Regions from separate parts of the Homo sapiens genome. Here region 1 is linked to region 2. Evidence: chromatin contacts called from ENCODE Hi-C data. All regions are on one chromosome and are shown on one strand. Each heading gives the region's core, a stretch centred on a gene start or an enhancer-like site at or near the end of the contact. The rest is flanking DNA. Distances are from core to core; before and after follow the strand shown.

Region 1 (2,793 bases), core at 117-2,616, 1.2 Mb after region 2:
AACACGTAGGATCTCAGATATGGAATACGATTTATAAGAATTGCTGGGAACGAAAAAGTAATATGGAGGCTCGTAAATGTCAGACACGTGACATGTTACAATTACTGATAGGCTTTTATTTTCTAGTCTCCTCTAGCCCTAGTTTTAAAACTTACCAAGCCCCAAAAAATCCTTTAGTGGTCTCTTAGTATACACTCAGTGAACTGGAAAACTGAGGCAACAAAGACATTATTGACCAAAAGACTGAGTCTGTCCTGTAATAAACTTCATTGTTTGATGACAGAAACAAACTGACAGAAACCCTTCCTAGTAGTCCTTCGCAAAAGACAAAAATAAAAAGCTTTTATGGAAACTGGGGCGTTTTGCTTGAGTGGACATTGGGATATGTCATAAGTTAATCAAATGATGGTTTCCAGAGGCTGCAAAATTGGTCAAAGTGACTATGTCAAAGAAAGGTTTTATCTAATTTTTTTTTTTTTGAGACAGAGTCTCGCTCTGTCGCCCAGGCTGGAGTGCAGTGGCACGATCTCGGCTCACTGCAATCTCCACCTCTTGGGTTCAAGTGATTCTTCTGCCTCAGCCTCCCGAGTAGCTGGGATCACAGGTGCCCACCACCACGCCCAGCTAATTTTTGTATTTTTAATAGAGAAAGGGTTTCGCCATGTTGGCCAGGCTGGTCTCAAACTCCTGACCTCAGGTGATTCACCCACCTCGGCCTCCCAAAGTGCTGCGATTACAGGCATAAGCCACCGCACCTGGCCTTTATCTACTTTCTAAACATATCTTAAGTTGATTTTTAAAAGGAAGATTTCTTTGTGTTCCAAAAGCTGAGACTCACCCAGCTGTGTGATGCAGAGACATCTGCTCTAAATTAAAATCCACTGAGAGCCACGGTGATATACAGTGCAGTCACCTCTACAGACTTGTTATAGACATGGATAGTATATGGATAGTTTTGGCAAATCTTTTAGGCCTCTAAATAACAGGGTTCGTCTTCAAGAAAAAAAAAGTCATTATTTATTTTTCAATAAAATGAGGCTTTTAATGTCCTTTGAGTTTTTTTAAACCTATTTCATCAACTATTTATCCTTCAACTGAATGTACATTTTGGAAATGATCTGTATTTGCCAAATAAGGTAAGTCAGAATTCCCAGTAAAGTATGGCATCCAAAGCTATTCACAGTGATCTCTTAAATCAAAGATAAATAACAGTAGAAATAATAATCATGAGCTTGTTCTCATACTGTTCCAGTTTGTATTCAAGACAGAAAGGAACACCTACCCAGGAGCTCAATCACATTGCATGCACAGACACCGACAACCACACAGACGTGTGAACACATCCCCCCAACGTGAGCAACCGCAGCATAATGGGACTCATCCCATCCAAATACCCATTTCATCTAAAGTGTAAAAATAATAAAAAGAACTTCTTGGAAATACCGCTCATCTCCGGCCATTAAATGTGCTTAGCTTTGACTTCTGTCTCGTAACAGCTGAACGCTATGGCAATTTTCCATAACAACACGCATCTCAGATGACTCACTGCTGAATTCAAACACATATTCCTTTTACCGTAATGAAAGAAACTAGAAAAAAGTCTGCCTGCTGAGAAACAGTGATGATCAACAGTGATAACAGAGAAAAAAAGCAAGTAAGTGTGTGCGTGTGTGTGTGTGTGTGTGTGTGTGTGTGTGTGTGTGTGTGTGTCTCTTTTTGGATCCTGCACAAAGAATACTGCTTGCTAGAACTTCTAAAAACTTGAGAGAAGATTTCTCTTTTTTTTTTTTTAAATAAATGAAGCAACTGCTAAGACAGTTGGATCCTCATCCCATGCATCCATACCATTTCTCTGAACATTACCTTCGTGTAAGCAGAGGAAGTCAGTAGAGAGTGCCACTGTGTTATTTCTAAGATTTCTGTACATACATGAAATGCGATCAGATTGGGTTGAAGAGTGTCTCCCTGCAAATTCATACTCACCCAGAAGCTATCATGCAACCTTATTTGAAAATAGGGTCTTTGTAACTGCAATTGAGTTAAGACAAAGTTGGATGGGATTCACACAGGGCCAGTCAAATGACGGTTGTCTTGTAAGCAGAGAGAAATTTGAACAGATGTGGAGAAGGCCATGTGAACCTGGAGGCAGGGAACCGAGGGAGGTGGCCACAGACCAAGCAAAGCCCAGGACACAGGCGACCCCAGAAGCCAGGGCCGCCCTCTGCTTCCACCCAGAGCCTTCAGGGGAGTGTGGTCCTGCCGACACCCTGATTTCACACACTAGTCTCCAGAAGCATGAGAGAACAAATTTCTGTCATTCTAAGTCATCCAGTCCATGGGAATTTGTGACAGTAGCCTTTGCAAACTAAGAAAATGATGTTCTCACACCCTCCAAATTAAACGTGTAGATTCTCACTCATTACAAAATATAGTTAAGAAACCTCCTGTGTCTCTTCCATTGAACTGAAATAAGAGAAAACATTAATGAAAGTATCTCACCAGCTTTAAGAACACATAATATTCAATGCAACTAATGTCTATTTATAAAGTGCCTAACCCCACACCCTGCCTCATGAGAGGCCCAAAAGTAATATTCAGTATCTGCTCTTAAAGCACTCCTTAATTATGCACAAAATACTGAATAAGATGATAATGCTCACATACCCTACCAAAATAATAGTCTGAATTCTTATGGGAAGAAATTAAAGTGAGGGAAGAAGGTAAGGTAATTGTATTTTGGAAAATATGAACAAACTATTAAACTCTGGAATCAGGTCAACAGCACATAATAGC
Region 2 (2,926 bases), core at 373-2,872:
GGCATCCACACGGAAAGGTCCGAGGGAAGGGCCTTTGGCCATGCAGACTAGAAGCCCAGCAAGTCACATTTAGTGAGCACCTACTGTGTGCTCTGGTCACTCTAGGCAGGCTAGCTTATGTAGCCTTACAGCACCCAGCAGGGTCTGTGTTATTCCCATTTTATACGAACAGAAGCTGAGGCCCACCGAGGTTAAAACCCTACCCTCATGGACTTCCATGGAGGTTACTCAATGCCCTATGGGTTTGCCTTTCTGCTTCCCTTCATTCTTCACATAAACCCAGTGCTTTCTCTTCTTCCTTCATTCTTCACATAAACCCAATGCTGTCTCTCCAAAGTACAAGCCATGCCCTGACTGAGACCCCTCTGGGATGTTCTGTTCCTTCCAGGACACAGTTTAAGCCCAGTGACATGGGGAGACTCCAAGACACAGCTCATGCCCAACTTCAAAATCTCTGCTTCCACTATGTGCCTGAGCTCTCCTGCCTTGCGGGACTCTGCGTGGCTCTTGGAGCTCACCATGTGTTTTGTCTTGGGCCTTGGTCATTGTATTATTCAGGGAAACAGAATTTCTCTAGAGAAACAAAACCAATAGGATGTATGTAGATAAATAAGAGAATATTTATAATGGGAGTTGGCTCACTCAATTATGGAGGCTGAGAAGTCCCACAATATGCCAGCTGGAGCTGGATAACTAGGAAAGCTGGTGGTGTGGCTCAGTCTAAGACTGAAGGCCTGAGGAGCAGAGGGGCCCTGCTGTAAGTCCCAGAGTCCAAAAGCTGGAGAACCAGGAGTGCAAATGTCCAAGAGCAGACGACGGATGTCCCAGCTTGAACAGAGAGAATGCAACCTTCCTCTGCCTTCTTGTTCTATTCTGGTCCTCTATGGTTGGATGATCCCCACCACACTGGTGAGGGTGATTTTCTTTACTCAGTCTACCAACAAGAAATTTACCCAGTCTATTCAATTCAAATGCTAGTGTCTCCTGGAAATACCCTCACAGACACCCCCAGAGAGACTGTTTAGCCAGCTATCTGGGCATCCCTTAGCCCAGGCAAGTGGACACATTGAAATTGACCATCATGCTCATGCCACACTTCCCTAATGCATTTCTACCTTCTTAACTCCTGCTTTCCCTGGAGGTCTCCCATTGGCTGTCATCTTTCTCTGGGAAGCCTCCGGGACTCTTCTGTCTGTGCTTTGTGGCATTTCTCTGCAGTCCCAGACTTTGCTCCCTTTTCTTTACACGGCACTCACCCTACTGTATCCATCTCCCTCCCACCACCTTGCTAGTGCCTGCACAGAATGGCATGCAAAGGTTTTCGTAAAGGAAAGTAGAAATTCACAAGTTCAAGCTAGGATTTGAATTCAAGCTGTCAACTTTCCAAATTCATAAGACTTTTCCATTCTCTCAAGACGCTTTTCTGGTTGGGAAAAATTCCGGTAGGCAGACAAGATGGGGAAGATTGTTCCAGTAAGGGAGGAGGGTGTTCCTGGGAGTCCAGCTTTGAAATCACAAATGAGGAGGTTCCCTTTGAAGGACAGGAGGAGACCTGCTGGCCAAGGCGTGCTATGTGCTGAGGGAACAGTCTTGGCTGGGGAGCATGTTGTGTGCCAGGCAGAGGAGGTAGCAAAGTGCCCCTGAGGCAATGGAAATGACTGGAGCTCTTGCAGCCGAAAGGGCATCACGACAGGTGCTTTCAGGGGAGATTAACTTGGGGATGAATAACAGGGTGACTGAAAACCAGAGCTTCAGGGCCTGCCTAGGCAGCCCAGGAGATGAACAGTGCCTGTTGACAGCTTGCTTCCTGTGTCGGCCTGAATGCATGGGTTCTGCTCAGATCTACTGGCTCCTTGCTTTCTTGGGAGAGTGAATTACTGCCTCATGGTCTCAGTTTCCTCATCCGTAAAATGGGAATGGTGGCAGGGCGTGGTGGCTCAAGCCTGTAATCCCAGCACTTTGGGAGGCTGAGACTGGTGGATCAATTGAGGTCAGGAGTTTGAGACCAGCCTGGCCAACATGGTCTCTACTAACCTGTCTCTACTAAAAATACAAAAATTAGTCAGGCATGGCGATGGGGCATGCCTGTAATCCCAGCTACTGGGGAGGCTGAGGCATGAGAATCTCTTGAACCCGGGAGGCAGAGGTTGCAGTGAGCCGAGATCATACCACTGCACTCCAGTCTGGGCAACAGAGTGAGACTCTGTCTCAAAAAAAAGGTGGTTGGGGTGGGGGAATAGTGCTAACAGTCCCCATCTCCTATGGTGGCCATGAGGAATCTGTAAGATCACAGAAGCAGAGCACGCAGCAAGGCCTCCCTGGCCCGGGAGTGCTCAGAGCTGGGATCCCAGTGCAGGACGAGGAGGAGGAGGATGGGTGCCCTGGCTACAGGTCCTCTTGCACTAGATTGAAAACGGGGCCAGAGAAGCAGAGCTTGAGAGACGCTGGGAGAGGGAAAGTGAAACTGATGGTCCGGTGGGTGAAAGGTAGTGAAAGCCCGAAGTGCAGTAAACCAGGGATCAACATCTCCAGCCAAAAGGCTCACCCTGTGGTCTCAGCGCCACCTGGGCGTCAGACAGATGTCTGGAGAGACGGCTCTTTTATTCTGAAACACCCCTCCAACTTTTTTTTTTTTTTGGTAATTGTTTGTTTTGCTTTCCATTTAATATAAGGAGTTTTCTCCTTTACAAAAGTTCTTTTTGTTCTAAATCAGGCTGTAAACAGAGGTGCTACCACAAGGACCGGAAGCAGAGACCACACTGGTGCTCAGCTGGGTTGCAGGCTCTGCCTGGTTTCATTGTCGGGGAAGCCACCAGGCCTGCCCCCAGCCAGCGAGATGTCACGCATGCAGCCGGGTGTCATCCCCAAAACTCCCGGGAAACTCTCGGGGCACCAGGGCAGGAAGAGGCTGACGTCAACTTTAACT

What was found. A loop is a pair of places that touch in the nucleus more often than their neighbours do. Pooled maps may share reads with other maps.
Region 1: a loop to region 2 is called in a pooled map, with 9 times the contacts of the local background. The contact joins two enhancer-like sites. A Hi-C loop is called at or near these places in 4 of 50 pooled maps.

Annotation. Positions count from the first base shown.
Region 1 is chr10:7,268,050-7,270,842 of GRCh38, forward strand. All of the region lies in intron 7 of SFMBT2 (Scm like with four mbt domains 2), which reads right to left. Among named protein-coding and RNA genes, the nearest start is that of SNORD129, 83 kb to the left of the region's middle. Within about 2 kb of position 1,367, at least 4 of the 41 ENCODE cell types and tissues checked have a DNase peak (open chromatin) inside an H3K27ac peak, as active enhancers do.
Region 2 is chr10:6,048,434-6,051,359 of GRCh38, forward strand. The region is part of intron 1 of IL2RA (interleukin 2 receptor subunit alpha); the gene reads right to left. Among named protein-coding and RNA genes, the nearest start is that of IL2RA, 12 kb to the right of the region's middle. RefSeq lists enhancers at 2,192-2,571, 2,582-2,711, 2,802-2,926. Within about 2 kb of position 1,623, at least 30 of the 41 ENCODE cell types and tissues checked have a DNase peak (open chromatin) inside an H3K27ac peak, as active enhancers do.